Linked DNA regions of Homo sapiens: region 1 is linked to region 2. Evidence: read pairs that join two places in POLR2A ChIA-PET (ENCODE). Cell type or tissue: OCI-LY7. All regions are shown on one strand. Links, peaks and the distances in the headings refer to the core of each region. The heading gives the core; the rest is flanking DNA.

Region 1 (15,685 bases), core at 3,517-8,516, 140 kb after region 2:
TGTTTTGCCATTATCATTTAGAAATTGTAGTATACCCACCACAGCCTGCATTTAATAGTTTCCAAAAACTCTCAAAAGTATTTAATAAACAACTGTTATTTTGGCATATGATAATTCTAGGAAATTTGTACTTTCTTCCCCCAAACATCAAAATTTCCATTTGTTCAGCAATGTCATTAAATATGAAAAAATAAAAAGAGGAATATCACTCTTAAAATTATGATTTCTTTTTCATAAAAATACATATTTTTATGAAGAAAATGTGATTTAATTAAATTAATTAATTTATTTTTGAGATGGAGTCTCACTCTGTCACCCAGGCTGGAGTGCAGTGGTGCAGTCTTGGCTCACTGAAACCTCCGCCTCCTGGGTTCAAGTGATTCTCCTACCTCAGCCTCCTGAGTAGCTGGAACTACAGGTGTGTGCCACCATGCCCGGGTAATTTTTTTTGCGTTTTTAGTAAAGACGGGATTTTGCCATGCTGGCCAGGCTGGTCTCGAACTCCTAATCTCAGGTGATCCACCTGCCTTGGACTCCCACAGTGCTGGGATTTCAGACATGAGCCACCATACCCGGCCAAAAATGTGATTTTAATAATTGTGTTCTTTTTTCCTTTTATTTTTAGTTGGCACATAATAATTGTACATATTTATGTGATGGAGTGATATTTCAGTACATATATACAATGTGTAATGATCAAATAAAGATAATTATCATATGCATCACCTCTAACATTTATCATTTGTGTTGTGGGCATTCAAATTCTTGTCTTTTAGCTTTTTGAAAATATATAGTAAATTATTGTTAATTGTATTCACCCTACAGTGCTACAGAACACTAGAACATATTTTTCCCATCAGGCTGTAACTTTGCATCCATTAACCAACCTCTTTCTATCCTCCCCTTCCTCCATCCTTCTCAGTCTCAAATAACCACAATTCTACTCTTTACTTTTATGAGTTCAATTTTTTTCAGCTCCCACATGAGTGAGAACACGTGGTATTTATCTTTCTGTGCCTGACTTATTTCACTTAACATAATAATATCCTCCAGGTTTCTTGATATTGCTGAAGAAGACAGGATTTTATGCTTTTTTATCGCTGACTAGTATTCTGTTGTGTATATATACCACATTCTCTTTACCTATTCATCTGTTGATGGATATTTAGGTTGATTCCATCTCTTGACAATAGTGAATAGAGCTGCAATAAACATGGGGGTGTGGATTTATCTTTTATATACTGATTTCCTTTCCTTTGGATAAATACCCAGTAGTGGGATTGCTGGATAGTACGGTAGTTCTATTTTTAGTTTTTTTTTTTTTTTTGGAGAAATCTCTGTACTGTTTTCCATAGTGACTGTACTAATTTACATTCCCACCAACAGTGTATAAGAATTCTCTTTTCTCCATATCCTTGCCAGGATTTGTTATTTTTTGTCTTTTTGATGATAGCCAGCCTAACTGGGGTAAGATGATATCTCACTGTGGTTTTGATTTGCATTTCCCTGATGATTAGTGATGTTGAGCATTGTTTTATATACCTGTTGGCCATTGGTCTTCCTTCTTTTGAGAAACATCTGTTCAGATCCTTTGCCCATTTAAAAATAGGATTATTTGTGTTTTTTGCTATTGAGTTCCTTGTATATTCTGAATGTTGGTTCCTTGTCGGATGAATAGTTTGCACAACTTTTCTCCCATCCAGCAGGTTGTCTCTTTACTCTGTTGATTCTCGTCTTTGTTGTGCAGAATATTTTTAGTTTGATATAGTCCTATTTGTTTTTGTTTTTGTTGCCTGTGCTTTTGAAGTCTGACCCATAAAATCTTTGCCTAAGCCAATGTCCTAAAGTGTTTTCTTCTAGTAGTTTTACAGTTTTGGGTTTTACACTTAAGTCTTTAATCCATGTTGAGTCCATTTTTAAATATGGTGGGAGATAGGGATCTAATTTCATTCTTCTGCCTATGAATATCCAGTTTCCTAGCACCTTTTATTGAAGAGACTGCCCTTTCCCCAGTGTTTGTTCTTGGCGCTTTTGTTGAAAATCATTTCGCTGTAAATATGTGGACTTATTCTTGAGTTCTCTATTCTGTTCCATTGGTCTCTGTATCTGTTTTTATACCGATACCATGCTGCATTGCTTACTATAGCTTTGTATTATTAATATATTTTGAAGTCAGATAGTGTGATGTCTTCAGCTTTGTTTTTTTGCTCAGTATTGTTTTGAATCTTCATGGTCTTTTCTAGTTTCATAGAAATTTTAGGGTTGTTTTTTCTATTTCTGTGAAGAATGTCATTGGAATTTTGATGGGAATTGTATTGAATGTTTAGATTGCTTTAGTTATTATGGTAATTTTAATAATATTAATTCTTCTGACTAATGGATCAGAAGAATTAATGCCAGAATTAACGCATGGAATGTCTCTCCATTTTTTGTGTGTCCTCTTCAATAAGATATTAAGACTTTAGAAAACATTGTTAGAGGTGGCTGGTGTCAGTATTGAGAAGAAAATATGAAACATTTTAAATTAACATCTTTTGTTTTGTTTTGAGTTAGAGACTTGCTCTGTCACTCAGCTGGAGTGTAGTGGCGTGATCATGGCTCACTGCAGCCTCGACCTCCTGGGCTCAAGTGATCCTTTCACCACAGCCTCCCAAGTAGCTGGGACCACATATGTGTGGCACCATGCCCAGCTAATTTTTTGGGGGTTGGGGGGGGATGGAGTCTTGCTCTGTCACCCAGGCTGGAGTACAGTGGCATGATCTTGGCTCACTGCAACCTCCATCTCCCAGGTTCAAGCAATTCTCATGCCTCAGCCTCTTGAGTAGCTGGGATTACAGGCATGCATCACCATGCCCGACTAATTTTTGTATTTTTAGTAGAGACGGGTTTTCACCATGGTGGCAAGGCTGGTCTCAAACTCCTGGCCTCAAGTGATCCATCCACCTCGGCCTCCTGAAGTGCTGGGATTATAGGTGTGAGCCACTGTGCCCAGCCCCAGCTAATTTAAAAAAATATTTTTTGTAGAGATGGAGTCTCGTTGTACTGCCCAGGCAGGTCTCAAACTCCTAAGCTCAAGGAATCCTCCCACTTCGGCCTCCCGAATGCCTCCACAGGCATTAGCTACTGTGCCTGGCCTGATATCTTTTTTGTACAGTCAAATCAATATCAGAAGAGAGGAAAATGTCCAATCTGACTCCATTCACTTCATTATTTTAATACAGGTGGAAGTTGGGAGTAACTGTTGAACCAATTAACCAGGGGTCTTCTTTGTCTCCCTAGTGCAATTGGTCGTGATTAGCAAATATTTACTGAATGGAAGTGAATTCATTGAGCATTCCTTATGTGCACAGAACCATGCCAGGCATTGTCAAGAATAGAGCAGGATTATAAGGCAGGATCTCTGCAGCTTGAGGTTTATAGTCTCTCTGAGGAGATTATTGATGTAATGACCAGCAAATGATAGGCCGGAAGAGCATGTGCTATTTACGGTATTGAGTTGCTCAGCACTTTGCTCTGGCTCGTCTTCTCTCTTTATACTTACCCCATTGGTGACCTCACACAAAGCCTTTTATTGGCTTTGAATAGTGTCTTTATGCTGTTGACTCTCAAATGTGTATCTTCCACCCAATGTTCTTTCATCTGCATCTCAAATTTATACGTTCAAGACACCCTCCACCAAACCTTCTCCTTCACCAACTAGCATCCTCCCAGTAAACATCACCACCCACCTGGCTGTTTAAGCTGTGCAAGCCAGATACCTGTGAGTATTTTCATTTCTTCCCTTCTCTCATCTCTCACATCAAGTTTACCCCAAGCCTTATGGACCCCACCTCTTCTACCTCCCAAATAATTCCATTTATTTTCACCATCTATGCTGCCTCAATGCTAGATTGAACATCTATTGGCCCTCGCTGCATTAAAGTAGCAGCCTCTTAACTGGTCTTCTGACACAACCCATTCTCCTCTTAGCAGTTGATGTCAAAAACATAAATCGGATTATATCACTCATTTAGATCCTTTGCTAGAATCCATACAAGGGATAAAATTGCATAAACCTATATACATGTATACAAATGAATGAATGCATGTAAACGTTGGTAAAAGCTGAATAAGACCTGTATCTAGTTAATAGTATTGCACCAATGCCAATCTCCTGATTTTGATATTGTATTTTATATATATACACACACACATATATATACATATATACATATATATACACATATATACGTATACATATATACATATATATGTGTATATATATATATACACACATACATACACATGTAAGATGACACCACTGGGGGAAGCTGGATGAAGGGTACACAGAAATCTGTGTACTAACTTGGCAACTTCCTATGAATCTATATTTAGTTAAAAACAAAATGTTTTTTAAACACTTGCAATCATCCATTGGCTTCTGCTGCAGCAAATCCAACCCTTTACCACAGCCTGCAGAAGCCATTCCCTGCTGTGACTCCTGCCAACCTCCTTTGTAACCCCACCCAACCATATCATTCTCCTACCAGTTACCCTGCCTCAGCTACACTGTATTCCTAGCAGTTCCCAAAACACAGCAAATGCCTTTCTGTCCCAGGACATTTGTGTATGCTGCCCCAGCTGCCTAGAATGCTATTCCTATGGCTGGTTCTTCCTCATCTTTCAGAGAAGTCTTTACTGACATCTCATGTATACCAGAGCCCCACTAGGTTCTTTTCCTTAACAGAGCTGTTGTGAGTTGTAATGAGTACTAGCTTAGTAGTATTCATTGATGCTTATATTCTAGTGAGAGCAAGTGAAAACGCAGAGATCATATCTGCTTTATTTGTTAATGTATCCCTGTTCACTAGTATAGTGCTTGGCCTATAATCAGTGTTCAATACATAATTATTGATAAAAAGAAAGAAAGAAAAATAAATATGCTTTAGGGTCCCAGAAAATGGGGATATCAGTTTTGAAGGGAGCTTTCAAAAAGTTGCATGCAAGAGCTTGCTAAAATCCAAATTAACGCAGGGTATTGTGTTTGGTAAAATGTTGCTGGTGTGTGTGTGTGTGTGTGTACACATGTACAGTTAAGATTCTGCCTTTGAAATGTAAATGTATATCATGGATATGTACAGTTCTATTTTATGTTTTATTTGCTTTGAAATTTTGCAATCTATTATAAAATAAATTCACGAACTACTGCAAAATCTAAACACTTTGTTTTCACCAATGAACTTTGAATTCATTTGGACTCATTTTACCTGACATTTTTATGCAGGATAAAGGAGGGAGGTACTGCACTTAGGCTACTTTAATTTTTTATTTTTAAATTTTTTGTAGAGATGGGGTCTCACTTTTTGCTCAGGCTGGATTTGAACTCCTAGGCTCAAGCGATCCTCCTGCCTCAGCTGCCTGAGTAGCTGGAACTACAGGTGCATACTACCATGCCCAGCTTTGACAATTTTATTTTTTAAAAAATTTATTGTTTTATTTTTATAAAAGTTCTAAATGTACATTTCACGGTAATTTGGAAAATACAAAAAGATAAAAATGAAAAACATCATAGTTATTCCGTAATTCAGAGAGTCACATTTTTTTCTAACTGTTCTTCCTATAAAGATTTCTTTACCAAAATTAGAAATATGCTATGCATGAAATATTATATCCTTACTTTTATTTTTTTTCTTTTTGAGACAGAGTCTAGCTCTGTCGCCCAGGCTGGAGTGCAAGTGGTGCGATCTCGGCTCACTGCAAGCTCCACCTCCCGGGTTCATGCCATTCTCCTGCCTCAGCCTCCCGTAGCTGGGATTACAAGCGTCTGCCCCCGCGCCAGGCTAATTTTTTGTACTTTTAGTAGAGACGGGGTTTCACCATGTTAGCCAACATGGTTTCGATCTCCTGACCTCGTGATCCACCTGCCTTGGCCTCCCAAAGTGCTGGGATTATAGGCGTGAGCCACTGCACCTGGCCTATATCCTTACTTTTAAAATTTAACATTAACATAAGCAGTTTTACATCAGTCAGTAGTATTAGAAAGCAGCTTCTAAAATGATAATGTTGGCTGGGAGAGGTGGCTCACATCTGTAATCCCAGCACTTTGGAAAGCTGAGGCGGGCAGATCACTTGAGGTCAGGAGTTTGAGACCAGCCTGGCCAACATGGCAAAATCTTGTCTCTACTAAAAATAAAAAATTAGCTGGGTGTGGTGGCGCACTCCTGTAATCCCAGCTACTTGGGAGGCTGAGGCAGGAGAATCCCTTGAACCCAGGAGGGGGAGGTTACAGTGAGCAGAGATTGCGCCACTGTACTCCAACCTGGGCGACAGAGTGAGAATCTCTTTCCTGCACCCTCCCTACACACAAAAAAAGATAATTCCACAATTTATTTCACTATTCTCCTAGTGTATGGCTACATTCTAACTTATTATTATCCTATATGAAATTTAGGCATTTTTTTCCTACTTTTACAGATTCTCAATGTGACAATATTATCCTAAGCTTCCTGCACATTTATTTCCTTATTTTTTCTGGAGAGAAATGTTAGTATTTGGTTCTGGTTTCCCAAGCTTCAAGTTGGAGAGAAAAGTGGAGGCAGTGGGTTAACTTAAATTTCCAGAGCATTCCTTTGCATCAGTGCAAAGTTAAAATTTTTGGATAGATACCTGTATTTTGGCTGGTCCCATGGTGCTGGAGGAATTTAGGGCATGATTAAAAGAGATGAAAGGAAACAGTGTCAAGACCTAGAAAATCTAGTGTGTTGAGCCTGAAAACAGGATTTCAAGCTTAGTGAATTCCACATTCATGGCTGCATATCTGGTCAGATTTAGGCCACTGGGTAAGCATCTATGGAAGATATCACTGACATTTAAGATATATATATATATTTTTTTTTTTTTTTTTTTTTGAGACGGAATTTTGCTCTTGTTGCCCAGGCTGGAGTGCAATGGCGTGATCTTGGTTCATTGTGACCTCCGCCTCCCGGGTTCAAGTGATTCTCCTGCCTCAGCCTCCCAAGTAGCTGGGATTACAGGCATGTGCCACCACACCCGGCTAATTTTGCATTTTTAGTAGAGATGGGGTTTCTCCATGTTGGCCAGGCTGGTCTCAAACTCCTGACCTCAGGTGATCCGCCTGCCTCGGCCTCCCAAAGTGCTGGGATTATAGGGATGAGCCACCGCACTTGGCATAAGATATATATTTTTCAACCTGAAAGCAAATGAACAACTGAAATTACAATAGGCTGATAGGTTTTCTAGAAAAGTAGTCATTTTTATTTTTAATGAGGTAGATGATAACTACTATGAGTCAAATAAGTATTTTTGGCTCTTTCATCTGTGTCTTAAAGTATTTAATTTCAAAATTATGTTGACTGAACACAGGAAGAAATTTTTCACAGGTTTGATTGTGGTGAAATACAGTGCATTAATAACAAGGTAAACAATGTCAGAGCCAAGCGTGGTGGCTCATGCCTCTAATCTTAGCACTTTGGGAAGCCGAGGTGGGAAGAGCACTTGAGCCCAGGAGTTCCAGACCAGCCTGGGTAACACTGTGGGACCCCGTCTCTACAAAAGATTTTTTAAAAATTTAGCCGGTGTGGTGGTGGACTTGAGGTCCCATTTCTCGGGAGGCTGAGATGGGAGGATCACTTGAGCCTGAGAGGTCAAGGCTGCAGTAAGCCATGATTGCGCCACTGTACTCCAGCCTGGGTGACAGAGTGAGATCCTATCTCAAAAAAAACAAGCAAGCAAGCAAACAAACAGACAAACACCAATGTCATGTGTGTGTTTGTATGTGTGTGTGTGTGTTTATAGACAGAAAGCTTTAGTGTAGAATTATATATTCTGCAGATCATGGAATCCAATATATCCCTGTAGGTTGGAAGTTTCTTCTTAGACCTCTTAAGAGCCTATGTGGTGACTGGGGACAAATCAGTAACTTCAGAACAATAAAGCCTGGCATAAATATTCCTATCTTCAAAGCTGCAGTTCCAGTAGAGTTAAATTCCTTTAACACTGTATTTCCTGTTGTTCAGGAGCCTGCATTGATCACAGAGATAGGAATCTCACAGTGCTTGTGTCATGCTTTCCTTTGAAGGCATGCTTGGGTGTTAACTAATTACTAGGCGAATGGACTATTGTTTCTAAGATTTTTTTTAAAAGCATGTTTGTTGATATTATGATTAGGCTATTTACAGAAATCTTTTCAAGACATTTTCTGAGTATCTCTCTGTAAAATCAGAAATAAAATTAATATAGATGGTAGAGTGGAGAGCAGCGGTGTTAGTTAGCTCTTTTGACAAGAATGTGGTGCTAATGAAGGCACCATTCCCTGAAGCCCAGAAAAACAATTCCATCCATACCAAGTGGATAATTCTCCCAACCTTCACCAGCTTTCTCAAAACTTGAGGCTGTTTGTCATGAGAGGAGCAGGGTCAAGGGAGAAAATGGTGCAGCCCAAACTTACCTTCCCCATGGCTCTCCTCCTGGCGATGAGTTGTCATCATGACCATTTTTGAATATGATGACTTTCTTTTTAGTTAACAGAGAGTTGAAAATATGCCTCATTAATTAACACTGGCTTTACCTTGCAAATGCCAGGTATCAGCTGTCAAAGCTAATACTTCAGGTTAACACAAAGAGGACATAGTCTGTGCTCACAGAGAGAGGACCTGCAAGGTGTTGCGTGCCTGCGGGAAGCCCTGGGGGTGGCAGTTGCAAAGCCGCCTCTTGTCCAACAGTCAGTGGTTTGCTTTGGCCATGGCTCTCACTGCATCATTGCAAGCAGTCAGAAAATGTTCATTGATGAGATCAGGAACAATGATGCCTGCCCTTTCAAAACCACATCTGACTGTCTCTCCACCTTCTAGCCCACCCAGAGGAGAATCCATAGCTGGCATAACCTATAAGTGGAGAAAAGGAAGCTAAGAAAGGATTTGCTGGTCATGTCTTTAACGCTTTGAAAAGTATATTGTCTAATTTACTGGGAGAACCTAACTGTGGCTTTTTTTCCTCCATGCTTTCTCCCATCATGTTTACTATTACTGCTTTATTGCTTGAAACCATCACACACACACACACCGCCAAAACCAAGTGTCATTGGTGACATTTTTTTCGTTTTCATTTTCTTTTTCTTCCTTTCTTTTTTTTTTTTTTGAGACGGAGTCACGCTCTGTCACCCAGGATGGAGTGCAGTGGTGCAATCTCGTCTCACTGCAACCTTCACCTCCCAGGTTCAAGTGATTCTCCTGCCTCAGCCTCCCAAGTAGCTGGGACTACAGGTGTGGACCACCACACATGGCTAATTTTTGTATTTTTAGTAGAGACGGACTTTCACCATATTGGCCAGGCTGGTCTTGAACTCCTGACCTTGAGATCCATCTGCCTCGGCCTCCCAAATTGCTGGGATTACAGGTGTGAGCCACCGTGCCCGTCTGGAGATATTTTAAAATAAAAACAAAGCTATAAAAATATACATTTATGAAATTTCAAATGATCTCTACTTTCAAATGATCCTAATACTCAAATGTAAAGTGTTTCATTTCTTTTAAGAAATATAGCTTCCATGGTACTGGAGAGTTTTACCATTTACTATAAGAGTAAATGGACATGGTAAACCAATTCAAGGGATGTCAAATAATGGCTGCTCTTTTCCTTAATGAAATCTCAAGGTCTGTTTGCTTTGGATGGCCAATGAGCATAGTAGACTTTAATTAGCTAATTTATTTAATCTACTATTTTTCTTAAAGTTATCATAGATATCATGATATTTCTCTCCTAAGTACTGACTATGCATCACTAAAATGTAAGAACATTTTCCTACCCACCTACAATACCATTATCACATCTAACAAAATTAGTAGTAATTCCTCAGTAGAATTTAATACTCATTTTTTTTTCAAGTTTCTCCAGTTGTTCCTAAATGTCATTTACAGTTGGCTTATTTGAACAAGATCCAGTCAAGGTCCACATATTGTGTTTGGTTATTATAACTCTTAAGTCTCTTTTAACCTAGACTAGGCCCTTCCCTCTGTCTCCACATCATTGACTTAACAAGGAAATCTGGCTAGCTATTCTGTAACACTTAGCCTTATTTTATTAATTGTTAAGCATGAAGGCAACAATGGGCACACTAGTCTTGCCATCTCAATAAAAGTTGGTATCGTTATTACATAATTGATCACTTAAACCTAGGGTTTACTGAAACCCAAACTCAAGAGCAGAGAAAACGTAAAACAAAATAAAAACCCTGGCCAGGCACGGTGGTTCACGCCTGTAACCCCAGCAGTTTGGGAGGCCGAAGCAGGCAGATCACCTGAGGTCAGGAGTTTGAGACCAGCATGACTAACATGGCGAAAACCCATTTCTACTAAAAATACAAAAATTAGCCAGGTGTGGTGGCACGTGCCTGTAGTGTTGGATACTTGGGAGGCTGAGGTAGGAGAATTGCTTGAACCTGGGAGGCGGAGGTTGCAGTGAGCTGAGATCACACCACTGCACTCCAGCCTGGGTGACAGAGGGAGACTCTGTCTCAAAATAAAATAAATAAATAAAGCCCTGACCTTGACCTGAGTACAGTTCTACATGTAGTTGTTCTATAGCAAACTCCCTTTGATTATTCCATGAATCTGAGTCAATGGGCACTTTTCACTGATTCGGTGCCCAGTTCCTTTGAATGCCTACTGTGATTTCCTTCTACCTGTTCTTCATTCTCAGTTCACTTTTCAGACAGCCAGCAAGCTTTACACCTTGGTTGCTTTTAGGTATGCAATTCCCTCCCAGCTCTATAAGTTATCTACCTGGTAAGAAGAGTGTAGTAAGTGGGAAGATGTTTCCTGAATTTACCTTTCAGTGGGTTATATCTGGTCTGCTTCTCTACCCTATTCTCATATGGAAAAGAAAGTCCCCATGACAGAATGGCAAATTAGTACTAGTATTCTCTCCAATAACTTTAAATTTTCCAGGGGGCATGCACTGGGAATGTGGGGCAAGGGTTCTTCATTCATAATGAAAGAAAATTGCTGTTTAAAAAATGTGGCCAGGTGTGGTGGCTCATGCCTGTAATCCCAGCAATTTGGGAGGCTGAGGTGGGAGGATAGCCAGAGTTCAGCAGTTTGAGACCCATCTGGGCAAAAAAGCAAAACCCTATTTCTTCAAAAACTAAAAAAAAAAAAAAAAAAAAAAAAAAAAAATTAGCTGAGCATGATAGCACCTCCCTGTAGTCCTAGCTACTTGGGAGGCAGAGGTGGAAGGATTGCTTGAGTCCAAGAAATCAAAGCTGCAGTGAGTTATGATTGCACAAATGCACTCAGCCTTGGCAACAGAGCGGGACCCTGTCTTTCTCACTATATATATGACTCCTACATGAAATATTTAGAAACTTATACCCACTGGTTAACTAGTATGGGTTAAGTATTATTATTATATTTTTACATCTGTAGACTAAAGTGCTTCCATTAGACTGCTTTCTAGTTGCAGTTAAAACCATATTAAACTTGGGTGAGCTGAGGCAATCTATTTTCTTTAGTCTTATACTCTCAATCTAAAAGGTCAGGAAATTGGACTAGACTTGTTTGTTTGTTTGTTTGTTTGTTGCGTTATTTTTGCGGGAGGTGGCGGTTTTTTTTTTTTTTTTTTTTTTGAGACAGGGTCTTACTCTCTCGCCCAGGCTGGAGTGCAGTGGCACCATCTCAGCTCACTGCAACCTCCGCCTCCTGGGTTCAAGTGATCCCCCCGCCTCAGCCTCCTGAGTAGCTGGGATTACAATTGCATGCCACCATGCATGGCTAATTTTTGTAATTTTTAGAGACAGGGTTTCACCATGTTGCCCAGGATGTTCTCCAACTCCTGAGCTTAAGTGATCTGCCTACCTTGACCTCCCAAAGTGCTAGGATTACAGGTATGTGCCACTGCGCCTGGCCCTGGACTAGACTTCTAAGGTCCCATATAGCTGTTGAGCTTGATGACTTAAGACATTAATAGCAACCACAATTTTTTCATTTTGTCTCTTCCCTCCTCCCATTTGTAGCCTCTTCTGACAGGCTCTTGCCTTTCCGTGTGTAGGGAGCCTCTGTAATGGTTAAGGAGCCAGGAGTCAAGAAGTCCCTGCCTGTTCTTGGCCAGGTGAGGTAGGTCACACCTGTATTCCCAGCACTTTGGGAGGCTGAGGTGGGTGAATCACCTGAGGTCAGGAGTTTGAGACCAGCCTAACCAACACAGTGAAACCCCATCTCTACCAAAAATACAAACATTAGCCGGGCATGGTGGTGTACACCAGTAATCCCAGCTGCTGGGGAAGCTGAGGCAGGAGAATCACTTGAACCCAGGAGGCAGAGGTTGTAGTGAGCTGAGATCATGCCACTGAACTCCAGCCTGGGTGACAGAGGGAGACTCCATCCCTCCCGTCCCCCCGCAAAAAAGTCCCTGTTCTTAATCTTCAAGTAAGACTTTGCTGAACAGATAATTTCTATCCTATAGGCTTTAGATTTCCCTTATATAGAAACTACTCAGCTTTCTACTTAAGAACAATAAATCCAAATGCATTTATGTTAAAATGTGTGTTCTCATAAAGTCGCTCAGAACTGGTTGGATTAAAAATATGGAGCAAGCACATACAGTAGTACCAAATGAAATCACTGAAATTCAGTACACACATTGCCTACGCTAAAGAAAGGAAAGCATTGTCGGGCACAGATCCTGTGCCAGGGACATGCAAGCTCATTATCTCACTAATCGCCACGAGCTGGCTGGCCTGTTTTGGGAATGAGCAAAGCCACTTGGCCTTGTGCATAACACAGCGAGGATTCCAGCTCGGGTCCTCTTCCCACCCAGACCAGTTCTCTTCCCACTGTTCAAACTCAGCTTTTAAAGTTGTGTATTTGAGCAATATTATTGTTTATATTTAGACTGTGTGTAATTCAAGAGCTGCCCCCATTTTTCTCATGTATTATCCCACAAAATAGATACCACAGATAACTTTAGAAAGCTTTTCAAAATGATTCATATTTGGAGGAAAACTCAGCCACAAGATATTTGTACCAGGCAGCCATAGAAACCACAGTCTCAGTTTGTGTCTTATAAAAATTCTGTAATGAAGCTGAATAGACCAAAATTCCTGTTTCAGGCTTTAAAAATGGATTGGTTATTAATGTGAATGGTTATTTCCTCCTCTTCTATTTTCGCTGTCTGGTCGGCACAGCCGTGGCCTTTTCAAGCAGCTGGGATATAAATATAAAGTGGGAATGGAGGCCCATTAGGAGTAGAAGAACAGCTGACGGAGCAGAGCAAAGCGCCGGGCTCTGCAGGGCCAACCGACCCGTCCAGGCACGCTAGTTTCGGTTGGATTGACTAGTCAGCTTTATGTGGAACAGGCTTTAATGATTTACAGGTTGGCATAAGAAGCCTTGTTTCTTTCCATGAGACGGTCCATCTCTATTTGTAATCTACGTGGTAATTAAAGCCAGACTTTTTGACGGAGCATCATCTTTGGCAAATAGTGAGGTGTGGTATTAGCCCCTTTCTAGCTTATTTTTAAAGGTGCACCTTAAGTGTTTAAAAATTGTCTATGGTTTGAAGTCAGTTGGCGTCATCCTTACCAATTTATAGATGTGTCGCTTCATAAATGCAAGTCCTTAATTTGGAAAGGCACTTGTCTAAAAGCAAAGTGAACATTTATAACAACATTTGTAATTTCTCTTGCAAACCCTTGGAAGGATTTTTGTTTTTGTTATTTTGTTTTGTTTGTTTCAGGAGGGATCATTTCTTAAACTTCTCATGAGGGAGGATTGCTGTTGCTGATTAATGATGGTTGACTTACGACTCAAACTGTGGACAAAGAGCTAACATTTTTCTATCAGGGGACTAGAGGTCATGTAATGCATCAAGTAGAAAATTCACCATATATATTCAGCTCCCACCTTACGGCTGCACACATTTGTGAAGTGCCCACTAGGTGCCAGGCATTGTGCCAATGGTTGGTTGTATAGATATGATCTTAGCCCTCCAGGAGCACACAGCTATTTTTCCCAGTTCAGTGAATCCCATTTTTTTTGGTAAAATTTAAAAAAAGGATATATTTTTTAATATATATTCATTCTTTTTTCTACTACAATAATTAGAGATTCTTTTGCCATTACATAGCTAGATGTCATATGATGAAAACTTCTATTCTCCCGTTTTCCACTTGTTTCTCAGTTTTCTCATCTGTAAAATGGGCATAATGATAGTACTTACCTCATAAAGTTGTGGTGAGGATTAAATTAATTAGTATATATCAGTGTTTAAAACAATACCTGGTACAAAGTTAAGTGTTCAATAAGTACTAGCAACTATTCTCATTGTCTGTCCAGTAATTATCTGGATTTGCTGCTTCTCTGGGTTACTGGGAGCATTCTGAATCACATGGCATTTTTCCAGAGGCTCCTCCAACAAAAGCCTTCTTGCCAATACCCTAGCCAAACTTGTTCTTGAAGAAATTCCTATCTTAGCACATGGTACCGTCAGTTACATAAACCAGCCCTTCATTCCACCAGGCTCCCACCTGCCACAGGGCATTTGCATAGGCCGATTTTGGCCCACTTCTCCCAGTTAACTCCTGCTCCTCTTCAAAGATCACAGCTTAAGCTTCTTCTGCTAAGATGGTCTCTGACCTCCATGAATAGGTCAAATCCTGTGTAACTTGTCTAGCATTTGCTACAGGTGCCATGTTACTTTAAGGATTGTCGAAGTATTTGATTAATATCTGACTTTCCCACCAGAATATAAGCACCATGAGAGCCAGGGCTGTATCAATTTTTGTTAATCATGATATCTGCTGCATCTAGCCCAGTTCCTGAACTACACAGCAGTTGTTAAGAAACATTAGAACTGGGATTCGAAGGCTATAGTTCATGTGTTATTCAAATTGGTTCATGCATTATTTATTATTTAATTACACATCTAATACATGGTGTTTATTAGATGTGTAATTTATCTGTGATAATAATGCAGAAATATAGGAAGTAAGAAATGAACCTGCTCTTGGACCCTGTGATTTTATCTCCCAGAGGTATTTACTATTGATATACTATGAATACAAGTTTGGCTGATATTCTTCCAGACTTTTTTTCTATGTTTACCAATCATACACACATATACATATGCACATATATAGTTCTTATAGGAAAAAGAATCATATCCTATACGTGCTTTTGTTTCAACACTGTGATGAACCCATCTTTTGAGGTGTGTGCGTAACAAAGAGGTCTAAAAGATCATACAATGAGTACTTCTGTACTTACTACCCAGCTTAATAAAGAAGTATTATCAATGCACTTATCTTATTCCCCTACACACACCTGAGGCAACCCTCAACTTGAATTTGCTGTTTCTCATCCCCAGGATTTTCTCTATTCTTTGATTACTGAGGTTTATATCTATAATCATTGGAGAGTTTTTTCATATTTCCAAATTTTATATCAATGGTATAATTCTGTATGCACTTTCTGCAACTTGCTTATTTCACTCAACATTATGTTTGCAAGTTTCATTCGAAATAAAATGGGGAGCATTTATTTTCCTTAACATAAATACGTTACTGTAAGAATATAATATAATTGATGATCTATTCTTCTACTGGGGTACATTAATTTTTTAATTTTTTAATTTTAATTTTTTTTTTGAGACAGAATCTCACTCTGTGGCCCAGGCTTGAGTGCAGTGGCATGAT
Region 2 (15,685 bases), core at 5,412-10,411:
GGCCTTCTTGGGGAAGGGTCCTGTATACATCTGATAATTAGATAGCAAATATTACATGTTTGTGTATATAGATGATAAATGTGTGTGCAGTTTATTTTATTGTTTTGCTGACGCATTAGTTGCTAGATCCCTTAGTGTATTTGCAGTTATTGCAACTTAATCAGTTTATCAATGGGATTAAAGCCCTGCTCAAGTAATTTAGAATGTTACTTTAAAAGAATGTTACTTCTCTTTTAAAAAATATATTAATACATAAAGTTAGAGCCTTTAAATTTTATTGCTCCTGGAATGAAGTATAGCTTAAAGTTTTTATTGTTAACATATTGATGAGGTGAGAGTTGAACATTTAGGCATTTAAAAAATTTTTCAGTAGCAGTTAATGTTGCTTCTGTGTCAGGGATGGGCAAGTGGAAAGATTAAAGCTCATTAGTAACATAATTATTTTGCCAAGGATGTTGACGTGCATTTGATGCCAAGACCCGATCATGTGTATGTATTAATCTGCACTTGAAGCCCATTTCATTTGATATGTAGTTTTTGGACTTATTTGATTTAGGGAAAGATTGTAGCTTATTGATCTGCTTCTGAAGGGCCTATTTCGTCTACCCTTTTTTTCCCAGTTAATATTTATTAGTAAAATTAATGATTAAGCAGCCTTCTGGGTGAGGCCTTTAGGTGAATGGGAAAAATCTGAAAATATTGCTTGATGTAAAATTTAAAAGTGTGTTACTTGTACACTACTTCTGTTAGAAAAAGATTTGATTATTTAAAAATTAGATTAATTGCTGAGGGTAAACACATTCAACCGTTTTCCTGTATCATTGTGCCTTATAAGTAAAAAGTTTGTGTTGTCAAAATTACATTGGTATAACATGGATAAAGTAGTATTCATTCAACAGACATTTGTTTACAACCTTCTGTGTGGCATTGAAGAAAAATGCATAATCTCTTAAGCTCATAGTCTAGTGGAGGAAGATGCATGAACAGATAATTCAGCTACATGGGAGTGTAGTGATGGTTACAAACTGTCACTAGTAGTTATAGACTATCACCACATTCCCATATAAACGAAAATACACTACAGTTTATTTAGTGTATAGTTAAGTAAATACAGTTTACACTATAAAATATCACGGAAGAACTGAGAAGGAGTTGTTAACTTTGCTTGAGGAGTTCAGTGAAGGATTCCTAGAGGTTATGACACCTAGCTGTGTTCAGAAGATATGTGTAAAGAATCAGATAAAGAAAAGGCAAAGCAAAGGAGGACCAAAAGCAGGGGGGAAAAAAGACATGGGAACTGAAATAAGTGGGGAGGGGCTGTGACAGTGATGGAAATAGAGTGAGAAACAGCAAGTTGTATATTTAAGAATTCCCATTGGTTTAATGTTGTTGGGAAATACATGTCAGACAGGTGTGGATAAGTGAGCATAAACTAGGTCTGTGCCTACTATGCTACCATAGAAAGGTTTTGAACAGGGTCATGGTGTGCCTATGTTTATTTTGATTGTGATTTTGAGGGAAGTAGATTCCATGAGGTTGGAGTTCATAGTGTTTGGAAGGCTCTTGCAGTGAACTAGGTGAAAGGTTTTTTTTTTTTTGAGACAGAGTCTCACTCTGTTGCCCAGGCTGGAGTGCAGTGGCACAATCTCGGCTTACTGCAACCTCTGCCTCCTGGGTTCACGCCATTCTCCTGCCTCAGCCTCCCGAGTAGCTGGGACGACAGGCGCCCACCACCACACCCGGCTAATTTTTTTGTATTTTTAGTAGGGATGGGGTTTCACCGTGTTAGCCAGGATGATCTGGATCTCCTGGCTTGGTGATCCGCCCACCTCTTCCTCCCAAGGTGCTGGGATTACAGGCGTGAGCCACCGTGCCCGGCCGAAGCCTAGAAGTTTTAACACCACCCTGGGCAACAAAGCAAGACCCCCATCTCTACAAAAAAAATTAAAAATATTAGCCACGCATGGTGGCACACAACGGTAGTCCCAGCTGCTCAGGAGGCTGAGACGGAAGGATCCCTTGAACCTGGGAGTTTGAGGCGGCAGTGAGCTATGATTGCACCTCTGCACTCCAGCCTTGGTGACAGAAGAAGACCCTGTCTAAAACAAAAACGAAAACAAAGAGAAAAACACCTTGTGACTAATCATCTTCGTGTGAGCAGTTTCTCTCTGTAGTGTAGTAAAAAGTTTTCTTTTGCGGTTTTCACATATTTTTCATTATGTTTAGTGGAAAACTGTAAACCTGGAATAACACGATGGAACCCATTCGACGTGCCCCCAGTGAACCTGGAAGTGCTCCCAAAAAGCAGAGAAAAGTCATGACGTTACAAGAAATTGTTGAATTGCTTGATGTGTACTAGATTAAGTTCTGCAGCTGTGGTTACCTGCCATTTCAAGGTAAATGAAGCCAGGACCATTGTTAAAAGGAAGTTTGTGAAGCCATCGCTACACCTGTGCCAGCTGGTGCAAAAACCTTGTGCTTTTTGCAAAATACTTTTTTATCTCATATTGAATATGCAGCTTGTATGTGGGTGCAGGATTGCTGTAAGAAAAGTATACCTACTGATTCTAATATGATTTAAGAAAAGCAAAGTCATTATATGACAAAGTCAAAGGAAGGTGAAGGATCTAAAGCTGGAGAATATAATGCCAGCAAAGGATGGTTTGATACTTTTAGAAAGAAGTTTGGCTTAAAAAATGTCAAGGTAATAGGAGAAGCAGCTTCTGCCATTGAAGAGGCAGCAGACAAGTTCCCAGACACCATCAAGAAAATCATTGGAGACAAAGGATCTGTCTAAACAGGTTTTTGATGTAGACAAAAGTGCCCTATTCTGGAAAAAAGTGCCACAAAGGATATTGACTAGTAAAGGAGAGAAGCACATACTAGGGTGTACAAGGCAGGAAGGGATAAGCTAACTCTGCTGTTCTGTGCAAGTGCAGTCAGGTTTTTGATCATGGCTGACTTTATCTATAAATCTACTAACCCCTGAGCCTTGAAGAGAAAAGATAAACACTAGCTGCCAGTCTTTTGGTTGTTCAAAAAGGCCTGGCCTGGACAGTGAGAACTCTTTTTCCGGATTGGTTCCATCAGTGCTTTGTCCCTGACGTCAGGAAGTACCTTGTCAGTAAGGGATTGCCTTTTAGTATTTTTTCTACTGGACAATGCACCTAGCCACCCAGAATCTCATGAGTTCTTCAAAACTGAAGGTGTTGAAGTGGTATCCTTGACCTTAAAGTGTTTTTAATTCAGCCTGTAGATGGGGAAGGTGGGGGGTCAATAAGGACCTTTAAGGCTCTTTAAACGCAGCAGTAGTAATCTATGGAAAAGATTGTCATTGCTATGGAAGAGAACCTCAATAGAGGGAACATGATGAAAGTCTGGAAGGGTTACACCATTGAAGATGCCATCATTGTTAAAAAGCCATAAAAGCCATCTAGCCTGAAATGATACATTATTGCTGTAGAAAACTGTGTCCAGATGTTGTACATGACTTCCCAAGATTTACAACAGAGCCAGTCAGAATCACGAAAGACTGTGGTAAAGTGAGGAGTGAAGGGTTTCAGGATATGGATCTTGAAGAAATTCAAGAGCTAATGGACATCACACCGGAAGATGACTTGATGGAGATGAGCGCTTCTGAACCAGTGACAGATGATGAGGAAGATGTAGAAGAAGCAGTGCCAAAAACCAAGTTGACATTAGAGAATCTGGCAGGAGGTTTCTGATACTCAAGAATGCTTTGACTTTTACGACATGGACTGTTTTATGATGTGGGCACTGAAACTTAAAACAAACAGTGGCAAAAGATTTGGGAACAGATAGAAACATTTTTAGAGGAATGAAAAAGCAGAAAAGTCAGGCAAATTACAATGTGTTTTTGTGAAGTTACAGAGTATGGCTCCCTCTCCTGCCTCCCTTTCTACCTCTCCCTCCTCCATCTCTTGTGCCTGTGCCACCCCTAAGACACCAACTACTTCTCTTCCTCCTACACCTCAGCCTACTGAATGTGAAGACCAGAAGGATGGGGACCTTTATGACAATCCACTTCCACTTATTGAATACCAAATACATTTTCTTTTTCTTACAATGTTCTTAATATTTTTTCTCTTTATTCTAAGAATACGGTGTGTAATACATGTAACATACAAAACAGGTGTTAATAGACTGTTTATGTTATTGGTAAAGCTTTGGGTCGACAGTAAGCTATTAGTAGTTGGGGGACTTAAAAGTTATACACAGTATTTTGACTGCTCAGGAGGTCAGTTTTTCCTAACTCTCACATGGTTCAGTGGTCAGCTGTATTCGGGATGAAAAAATGGGAACATATTTGAGAAATACCTTGGGGTTAATGTCAGTAGTACTTGATGATTGGATAAGAAGGAGATGAGAGATAAGAAAAAATATAAGGCTTATGTTTCTAGCTTGTATAATTAGGTAGTTTATATTGCCACAACTGAATTAGAGATTACAGGAAGAAGGTTTGGGCAGGTTTGGATGGTGAGTTGTCAGGGATTTTTGACATGATAAGTTTGATCTGTGTCTGGAGCTTTTGATTGGAGATGTGTAGCAGGTGGTTGAAACAAGAGTTTTAGACTTTGTGGGGAAGATCTGGGCAGGCAGTATAGATTTGGGAGCCACTAATGTAAATGCCAGTACAGAAGTCCCCACCCCATCCACAGGGAATCTGTTTATTCCAAGACCCCCAGTGGATACTTGAAACCATATAGCCCTGAGCCCTATATGTACTGTTTTTTCCTATGACGTTTAATTTACAATTTAGAAACAATAAGAGATTAGCAACAACAATAATAAAGTAAAACAATTATAACTATATTGTAATAAAAGAACATGAATGTGGTCTCTCAAAATATCTTGTACTGTACTTAACCCTTGTGATGGTATGAGATGATACACTGCCTATGTGATGAGATGAAGTAAGGTGAATGATAGTGGCCATACTTCTGTAGTTTTGAGTTGCGACAGCAAAACTAGTGCAGATTCTTTTTCCTTCTCCACAGTTTCGTGGATAGAAGAAGATGTGTTCTTTTCTTTTCTGAGACAGAGTCTTGCTCTGTTGCCCAGGCTGGAGTACAGTGCCACAATGTCAGCTCAGTGCAGCCTCCACCTGGGTTCAAGTGATTCTTGTGCCCTAGCCTCCCAAGTAGCTGAGATTACAGGTGTGTGCCACTGCACTCATCTAATTTTTATATTTTTAGTAGAGATGGAGTTTCATCATGTTGGCCAGGCTGGTCTTGAACTTGTGGCCTCAAGTGAACTGTCCACCTGGGCCTCCCAAAGTGCTGGGATTACAGGTGTGAGCCACCACCCTGGCGAGAAGATTTATTCTTAACATAGATCTTAGCAATCTCAGCATACCTTTTTTTTTCCTTATTAAGTAGAGAACTTTCACCTTTTCACTTAAAGGAAGCACTTTATTGCTTCTCTTTGGCATTTCTGAATTGTCAGCATCACTACTTTTGTGGTTTGGGGACAGTATTAAGTAAGATAAACATTGCCTGGACATAAGCATTGTGATTTTGATCTGATAAACCAGATGGCTGTTAAGTTACCAAGTTTTTAATGGGTGTGGGGTGTGTAACATAGTGTGGAAATGCTGGACAAAGATGTAATTCAGGATTCACATCCTGAGTGGGATGGCATGAGATTTCATCATACTACATAAAATGGCATGCAATTTAAAGTTTATGAATTGATATTTCTGGAATTTTTTATTTAATATTTTCAGGCAGTGGTTGGTTGCTAGTAACTTAAACCAAGGAAGGTGAAACTGTAGATAGGAGGACTGTTGTAGTTTATCTTCTTTAAGATATGGACAAACTTAGGAAATCTGATAGAAATTAGGGACCTACTCTCCAGAAAAGAAGTGCACACACAGTATACTTGGAAAGTTTTGTTTATTGTTTTAGGAACCTCTGGAATCCCTCTTAAGTTTTAGAACCCTGCATGTACGGATAATAGATGTAACCATGACAATGAATGAAAATACATAGAGACCCAGTAGAGAGTGACAAGAGCCAAGGACAGAGTTCTCAGGGTGAAAATGATTTAAATGGCTCTGGAAAAGTAGTATACAAGAGATGTAGGGGAATAATGTTTTCTAAAAGAAAGCTACGTTATACTGAGGTGCATTTATCATAGTGTTATTCTTAAGGTGCCTTTGTTTTAGCTCATATCTGTATATTTGCTAAGCTTGAAAAAGCTATATTTCTTTCTGACATTTATTTGATGACTGTCGATGAGCGTTCAAGAGATTCTATCATTGGGCACTTTCCTTTGTTGATGCATGAGGGATTATACTGTGCTCTGGGCTGTGTTAAATCTACTGACGTTCTCATTTAATCTTCATGACAGCCCTTTGAGATAGATGCTGTTATTGAACCCAGGACTTAATTTTCTCAAGGTCACATGGCTTGTGAGTAACAAAGCTGTGGCACAAACCTAAGGCTGTCTGACAGCAAAACCCATGTTCTCTACCAGTATACTAACTATGTTTACCAAGATAATCAGTGACTGTGATGTTACTTTACCATATTAGCACAATGGAATGTGACATTAGTCCACTGATTTGGACTAGGTTTTGGGATATATAAGTTCTAATCCCAGCTCTATGATTTTGGGTAAGTCATTTAATCTCTCTGGGTCTATTTTTCATTGTCGTCGTCTTTTTTTTTTTTTTTTTGAGACAAAGTCTTGCTCTGTTGCCTAGGCTGGAGTGGGCTGGCGCGATCTCGCCTTACTTCAGCCTCTACCTCCCGGGTTCAAGCGATTTTCCTGCCTTAGCTTCCCCTGTAGCTGGGATTACAGGCACGCACCACCACATCCGGCTATTTTTTGTATTTTTAGTAGGGATGGGGTTTCACCATGTTGGCTAGGCTGGTCTCGAACTCCCAACCTCAAGTGATCTGTCCACCTTGGCTTCCCAAAGTGGTGGGATTACAGGCGGGAGCCACTGTGCCTGGCTCTTCTTCTCATTTGTTAGAAAAATTTTTAACCTTAGCTATCACCAGAAGGAACATTTTTTCCTGCAGCCCCATCTTTTATCTATCAATAAGGCATTAATTTAAAAAGAAAAAAAAAACGCACTACATACAACCTTGTGTAGTAAAACAGCTCTTGATGTATATATGTGAAAATGGTTATGTTATAATAATGTGAGAGTACTTTTACAATGTTTGAAGCCTCTTGGTTTTATAGTTTTAAAATTCTTCAGCTTCTAGTAGAAAAATTTAGTAATTTACTCTGGGTAGAGACATTTTAATACTTTTTCTGGCTTTCAGAGGATCTTAGGTTATAGAGCCTGTAAAGATGATTTGATGTTTTGCTCAGCTATTAGCAGTATAGGTATCTTTGAGGCTTATAGTTGACATTAACTTTTCTCTTTTTTGAAATTGTTCTGAGTATTTTGCTTTATCTATTTGTTACTCAATGTCAAGAGATAGTGTCTTAGTTTGCTTTATTAGAACCTCAGCATATGTAGTCAACAAACTAAAACCACATTGCACGTACGTAGCTATGGTATTTGAGGCCATCATTATTACATGGCCTTGAATCTTCTGTTTGTGAAAAGTTAGCCGCATCAGTACATTTTATATGGATGACATCCTATCAGGATATCTGATTAAAAAGAGGTAGCAGTATAGGTGTAGGGGTAAATTCTTTTACAGTCATTTGATAAAAGTCTCTGACAGACTTAGGTCTTGGATAGGATTTCGGTAAAAGAAAAGAAATTGTTCTGTTAAAGTTCCTTCTCAAGCTCTTCAGAAAAGATCAGAATAACAAGATTCAGTTTGAGTCATTTGCTTAAGGATCGTCTTGATTGAGAGTTGAGCTGGTATTTTACTGCCAGGGTGACTAAAATAACTATTTTGCCTACTCCTTCCTCTTTTCACATTCATACACATCAGACGTGACTTGGAGAGGATTCCACTAACTCAGTAATTTTTATCCAGTTCAGATCAGAAGTTTGTGTGAAGCTGATCAATGTTGCTTAGGTTGTAAATGCAGAACTTGGAGATTTTATGTGGCATTTACAAAGGGGTCATTAGTCATATATTAGCAGAAAATCAGTCACCGAAGTATGAATCCTTGTTATGTGCCATATACTGTTTTAGAGGCTGAGGAATTTGGCAGTGAAAAAAAGATCCCTGCCTTCATGAAGCTGACATTTGGTTGTAGAGAGGGAGACCAGGAAAATAATGAAGAATGTGGGTTGGAGTTGGGGATCAGTAGTGAGGTGAGGCTGTTACTGTAAATAAGGTGGGCATTTAAAACTTCACTGTAAGATGACAGTTGAGTAGAGGTTTGAGCCATGCAGGAAACTGAGGGAAGAACATTTCAGACAGAAAGAATAGCAAATACGAAGACACTGAAATCAGCTTGTTTGATGTATGCCAGGGAGTGCATGGAGCAGAGCGAACAAAAGGAAAAAATGGATGAAGTTGAGAGATTATCAGATCGAATAAAGCTTATAGAACATTGTAAGGACTTTGACTTCAACTCCAGGGGAAATGAGAACTCATTTGAGAGTTGTGAGCAAATGAGTGACATGATTTGATTTATGCTTTTACATGGTCACCCTGGTTGCCTGATGATAGCAGGCCAGGAGTGGAGATGGAGACCAGTTGGAGGTGGTGGTGGTTTTACCAGGATAGTAGCAGTGGAAGTGGTGAGAAAGAGTTGAATTCTGGGGATACATTTTGAAGTTAGAGACAACAGCATTTTCTGTTGGAGTAGTAGTGGGGTCAGAGAGTAGTTAATTATGATCACAAGCATTTTGGCCGGAGCAGCTGGAAGGATGGAGTGGACATTTGTTCAGCTGGAAAAGACTTCAGGGGAAACCAACTGAGGGAAAAGATGAGGAGTTCTGTTTCAGGCTTGGTAAGTTTGAGATGCCTACTACGCATTAAAGTGGAAACATTGAGTAGGTAGCTGGATATATGACTCTGGCATGTACAGAGGGGGCCAGAGAATGTATCAATTTTAAGATTGATTTAAAACCATGAGAATAGATCAACTCCACCTAGAAAATGAGTGTGACTAAAAAAAAACAAAAAACAAAAACTGAGTGTGGCTAGATAAGAAATCGAGAACTTGAGCTTTAGGATTGGAGGTTTAGGTGATAATTAAGAGCCAGTAAAACAGATGAATAGGAGACAGAAGTAGAAGAAAAACAAGAGATTGTAGTGCTTGGAAGTTAAGTGAGGAATTTGTTTCTTTTTTTTCTTCTTCTTTTTTGAGACAGGGTCTTGCTCTGTCATCCAGGCTGGTGTGTAGTGGCGCAGTCTCCACTCACTGCAGCCTCGACCTCCCGGGCTCAAGCGATCCTCCCGCCTCAGCCCCACTAAGGAGCTGGGACTACAGGTGCATGCCACCATGCCCGACTAATTTTTGTATTTTTAGTAGAGATGGGTTTTTGCCATATTGCCCAACCTGGTCTTGAAACCCTGGACTCAAGTGATCCTCCCGCTTTGACTTTCCAAAGTGCTGGGATTATGGGTGTGAGGCACCATGCCTTGCCAAATTTGTTTCAAGGAGTAGGAGTGATCAGCTCTTTCAAATGCTGCTGGATAGGTAAGTAAGAGGAGAACTGAGACTTTGCCCATTAGATTTTGGCAATATAGAAGTCACTGGTGGCCTTCTCAAGAGTAGTTGCAGTGAAATGGTAGAGATGAAAGCCCTACTGGAGTAGATTCAAGATATAATGGAAAGATGGAACTTGGAGACAGTGCATGTACAATCTCCTCTTCTTGCCTGTGATTTTGCCATAAATGGAAAGAGAGATTAGATGGTGCTGAAGGAATATATGGGTTTGTGAGGATTTGTTTTTGACATAGGAAACTGACATTTTTTTTTTTTTTTTTTTTTGAGACACAATCTTGCTCTGTCACCTAGGCTGGAGTGCAGTGTTGTGATCTTGGATCCCTGCAAACTCTGCCTCCGGGCTCAAGTGATTCTCCTCCCTCAGCCTCCCGGGTAGCTGGGACTATAGGCATGCGCCACCACGCTCAGCTAATTCTTAAAAAATTTTTTTGTAGAGACAGGGTCTCACTGTATTGCCCAGGCTGGTCTCAAACTCCTAAGCTCCAGTGATCCTTCTGCCTCAGTCTCCCAAAATGCTAGGTAGGATTACAGGCATGAGCCAGTCCATGTGGTGAAACTGACAGTTTTCAGTATGAATGGAAATTATCTACCAGAGGAAAAATTTTGATGATGCTTAGATGTGTGATTACTAAGGGGAGGAGTTTTCTTTCTTTTTTTTTTTGAGACAGAGTCTTGCTCTGTTGCCCAGGCTGGAGTGCAGTGGCGGGATCTTGGCTCACTGCAAGCTCTGCCTCCCGGGCTCACACCATTCTCCTGCCACAGCCTCCCAAGTAGCTGGGACTACAGGCGCCCACCACCACGCCTGGCTAATCTTTTTTTTGTATATTTAGTATATTTTTTGTATATTTAGTAGAGACCGTATTAGCCAGGATGGTCTCGATCTCCTGACCTCATGATCCGCCCGCCTCGGCCTCCCATAGTGCTGGGATTCCAGACGTGAGCCACTGCGCCCAGCCAAGGGAGGCCTTTTCAATAGGTGGTTTGGCATAGAACTAGAGATTTACTTGTCAAATTTCATTCTGTATAATATTACATTGGGTTCTTGTTAAAATGTCGATTCTGTTTCTGTAGGTCTGGAGTAGGGCCCGAAATTCTGCACTTCTAACAAGTTCCTAGGTGTTGCTTATGTGTCTGGTCCTTATGCTATACTTCGAGTACAATAACTTGGCACTTTGAGCACAAGAACCTAGCAGGTTTTATTGGCATAAAATCAGGTCGGTTGGTGTGTGAATATGATGGGAATTTGTATAGTGTCTCATCGGGTTGTTTTTATTTTCTCAGTGGAATAGGAAGCAGTCATAATCATAGAGTGAGGATGGAGGAGGTGGTATAAAATCATCTAGAAGAGTAGAGTGAGTAGACTGACTAGTGGAATTGTGGGGTTGCATGAAGGCTGCACTTAACGTTAGTGGTTATGAATTTAAACTCAGATGGACCAAAAATATGGGCATATGTTATTCTTTGTTTTCTTTCAGCTATACGGATATATGTCAGGAGTATGTGGGCTGTTGGGATTTAACTTGGCAAGTATTTTGGTGGGAGAGAGATAAGGGGTAAGTGACTTACGGGTATATAAATCATTATGATTTTATTTAAAGTGAAGAGTTCTGCTCCAGGTAAGATTGGAGGGAGGTCTTAAAAGATGAGAAAGTGCTTCTAACAGATCTAGAACCTATTTTTAAATGTATCCTTTTTTTCCCCCTGTTAAAATAGGTTGTTAATGTTCTTATGTGTCATAGATTTATAATCATATCTATATAATACAATATTTACTATATATGGACAAATATAGAAAGACTTTCAACCATTGGTTTTTTTTTTTTTTTTTTTTTTGTCTCTTCTCTCTCTTGGATATTACAGATGACCATGGATGAAAAATATGTAAACAGCATTTGGGACCTTCTGAAAAATGCAATTCAAGAAATCCAGCGTAAGAATAACAGTGGTCTTAGTTTTGAGGAGCTCTATAGAAATGCATATACAATGGTTTTGCATAAACATGGAGAAAAGCTCTACACTGGACTAAGAGAAGTTGTTACCGAACATCTCATAAATAAGGTATCAAACTTTAAAGGACTGTTGCTAATACTATATTGAATGTAGAAAATCCTTTATACCATATTGCACTTTGACCGGAAGTGTTCTTTTTAAAGGTGCCAGAAGCCTATAGAAATTACTAATTCGTGACTGTTAATAAGCACTCATGAAAAATTTATAATCAGCTAAATCGAAAATTTGGATATTTGAGAGATGAAGTTTGTGAGCTATAATAAATGCTTTCTTTAAATCATAATGAAGCAAACTCAGTAATTCACAAATGCTTATTAATATGTTAATTACAAGGAATTTTTTTCCTTAAAATGATTTAATCAGCCCATTTTTACTTTCTCATTTTTCTGTATATTTGAAAACAATAAAACTACGTTGTTTAAAATATATTTCTAAGATGGATCACTAACTAAAATTGACTTTATTTTAACTGAGTTCTGTGGTACATTTGAATTTTTTTTAAAGATAAATTATTGTTGGGCTGTTCACATTATTAAAAATGGTTCTCTGATTTCAGAAAGATGTATTTTTTTAGAACAAATGTTTTTATAGAGTGAACTCTTCCAATGCATGTAAAATGTAATTTCATTTAGAAAATAAATTTTATTACAATGCCTTGCTTTAAGATTGTCAAATAAAATGTGAAATACCACACAGACTGATAAAAACTTCTCATAGTCTTTATGTGGTATTGGGGTATTTATTTTTTAAGTTTTATTTTGAAAAAAAAGTTTCATGAATAGCACGATGTGAACTCTTGTGTACCCTTCACCTAGATTCACCAGTTGTTTACATTTTGCTACATTTTTTTTGCCAGTTTTTCTATTGATATGTGTTATAATTACTGTTACCAATATTATTATTGCTGAACCATTAGAGAGTAAGTTTTAGATTTCATCTACCCCAAAAGACTTTGCAACATTTCTTTTAAGAATAAAGAAATCTTACTTAACCAAAGAACAATGATCAAAATCAGGCAGTTTAACAATATAATACTGTTGCCTAATACATTCCTTATTCAGATTTCACCAATTGTCCTGTTTAGTGGTGATTTCCTTTATAGCAATTTGTTTTCTGATCCAGGATCCAGTCCAGGATCTCATGTTCAGTTCCTCAGCCTTTCTTTGTCTTTCAGCACATTGACATATTTGAAGAGTATAGGTCAGTTGTTTTGTAGATTATCCCTCAGTTTTTGGTGTGTCTGATTGTTTCCTCATGACTAGTTTCAGGTTATGCATTTTTGGCAGGAATAATACATAAGTGATGTTGTGTCCTCAGTGCATCACATCAGGAGGCACTTGATGTCAGTTTATCCCATTATTGGTGATGTTAACTTTGATCATTGGTGTCCGCCAGATTTCTCCACTGTAAAGGTACCTTTTTTCCCTTTGTAATTCATAAGTAATCTGTTCAGATATATTTTGACACTGTATGAATATCCTGTTCCCTAGAAACTTTCATGTGATGGTTTTAGCATCCATTGATGATTCTTGCATGAATCATTATTACTATGGTGGTTCCAGAACAGTAATTTTCTATTTCTGCTCTTTCTTCTGTAATTTCTTTCTCTTAAAGGGAATTACATGAGCCACGCAGTTAGTATCTTATGAAGCAAGGTGATTGTGTTTTTCACACAATCAGCAGTTTTTTATTAAGTGCCTATTATGCACAGCTTTCAGTCATAATGTAGTGGATGCAAAGAGATAAGATACTATCCTTTCCTGGGGTTTTTATTGTGATGTGAGAGATGGATGATACACACATTTAGATAACCGTGTGAGGCATTATATAATTAAGTGGCAAGTGAGTTGCATAGGCAATAAATGGCTTAAGAATTCAAACGGAGGAGAGGTTGCCTTGGGATGTAAGATTTTATGGGAAAGAATGAAATTGAATTGAGCCTTGAAAAATATTTGGGATATATATGAACAGTGTGGTGGAAGGCATTCCATGATGGCAGATGTTGTGAAATTATATAGAGATGAACTGGTTGGTTAAACTTAGGTGGTAAGTAGAGTTTGACTGAGGCATATAATAATTACAGGGATTAGTGGATTGTAGTGTTACAAAGATGGTTTGGGAACAGATTGTAGAAAAATTTGGGTGCCAGACTAAGTAATTTGGACTAAACTGTAGACAGTTATTGGAGGTTTTTAAGTGGGTGAAAATGTGACAGAATATTTGAAGATGTGATTTTAAGTGGGTGATTATGTGGCAGCATATTATGAGGATGCTATAAATGTAAAATTGAGAGGAGGTTTATAAAATCAGGAGAAGACCTGGAAAGATCTGGGTAAAGTGATAGGCTAGAAATGAATGGATGATGTCAGAAATTCTAAACTTAAGTCTAGACAAAGATTGCTTACTGGGAGAATTATAGTGCCACCAATTGCAAATACTGTGAAGTAATAGTGGGAAACTGATTTGAAATGGGTAGAGAATATGATAAGTTTTGTTTAGATTATATTGAAAATGTTTATCCTTGGAAGATACCTTAGAAATCATTTTGCATGTGAGGAAAATTGAGTGTGAGATCATAGTAAGATGCCCAAGTAGAGATATCGTATGTTTGGAGACACATAGATTTAGAGCTTGGGCAGGAACTCAAAATTAGATGTGGAGATTTGGCATTTGGTAACGTATACTGAGGAACAAGTGTTGGAGTTCAGAAAATGAAGAGCCCAGAGCCAAGGGATGAATCTTAGGAGCAAACTATAGTAAGTAGGTGTGGGAAATGGAAAAGACCAATTTAAGAAATTTGGCATCAAAAGGACAAGTGGAAGAGTTTTGTTTAAAGCTGCTGAAGGAGAGAAGATTGGAACAGCTGAGTTATTGGATATAGAGAGTATGGGATTAAGAACAATGGAAAAGAAGTAAACTTGGAAGAGGGGCATGTTCTCATTCGTCAGAGGTTCTATAGGGAATGATAATTAACACAATTAACTTTTATTTAGCATTTACTGTGTGCTAGGCCCAGTTCTAGTGCTTTTACATGTTTTAACTTAGCTAACAGTCACAGCCCAATGTTGCAGATACTACTATTATGTCTGTTTTACAAATGAAGAAACCAAGGCACAGATAATTGGTCATTTGTCCAGGTCCATATAGCTGTTAAGTGGCCTAGCCGGAACTGAATTCAGGCAATGTGGCTTTAGTCTGAGCCCTTGAATTCTCTGTAGATCTGCTCCTAAGGTAGAATGATCAAGTTGTAGTATGCTGAAATTCAGTGTAAGGGGCTTCAAGTTAATGGACTTACTGTCTGTAAACCTCCAGTCCTTTAAATTCTAGGAATCCTTTAAATTTACTTAATAATGGAGTTGGAAATAATATCCCTGAGATTCTTTATTTCTAAAATTATTATGAATCTAATAAACCATCCATCTTCTGAAAACGAGACGAAGAGACTTGGAGTAGCCTTTGTAAGGGATATACTAAGGAATTGGCAAGTGCAGAAGAAGATAGCTTCATAGGAGTTGGCCTGAATGTGTGCTATGTCAGTTTTTTTAAACCTTGGGCACAGGTGCAGAAAAAAACATCAGTAGTTGTGTGTTAGGGTTGAGAAGTGGCTCGTCCAAAGAGTGAGGAGAAGAGAGAAGGCCAGAGTGTGAGATCAGTGTTTCGGTGACCAAGTTTTGGGCTCCAGTATGGTCAATTGGATGTTGAAGATATGGTCCAGTAGATATTGAAGTTACGTGAGCAGTCACTCCATGAGAACTCTGAGTTTCAGTATATTATAAGTTGCTTAAAGTGGTCCCATATTTAAGGTTAACTGTTGTCTTCCTCATCTTAAGCTACTGTAACAAATCCCATAAACCAGGTGGCTTAAACAAATATTTCTCACCATTCTGGCAAGTGAGAAGTCCAAGATCAAGGTGCTTGCAGGTTCATTTTTCTGGTGAGAGTCCCCTTCCTGGTCTATAGACAACCACCTCCTTGCTGTGTCTTCACAGGGCAGGGAGGGAGAGAGGTCATGTCTCTCATGTATCTTATAATGGTTCCATCCTGTTAATGAGGG

What was found. ChIA-PET counts read pairs that join two places held together with the same protein. Peaks named below come from ENCODE experiments on the same cell type or tissue, not always from the same donor. Only the 100,000 strongest peaks of a DNase experiment are listed, where the experiment ranks them.
Region 1: POLR2A ChIA-PET joins it to region 2 with 7 read pairs; 4 of 35 experiments call an interaction of 5 or more read pairs at or near these places.

What each region holds. Positions count from the first base shown.
Region 1 is chr2:224,409,865-224,425,549 of GRCh38, reverse strand. No RefSeq gene overlaps it. Among named protein-coding and RNA genes, the nearest start is that of FAM124B, 16 kb to the right of the region's middle. In OCI-LY7, for the core only: no CTCF peak of the experiment used is centred there; no DNase peak of the experiment used is centred there.
Region 2 is chr2:224,553,653-224,569,337 of GRCh38, reverse strand. CUL3 (cullin 3) reads left to right here. Exons shown (of 16, transcript NM_003590.5): 2 at 11,482-11,679. Among named protein-coding and RNA genes, the nearest start is that of CUL3, 24 kb to the left of the region's middle. In OCI-LY7, for the core only: no CTCF peak of the experiment used is centred there; a DNase peak (open chromatin) is centred at 7,877; H3K4me3 peaks cover 1,225 bases; H3K27ac peaks cover 1,637 bases.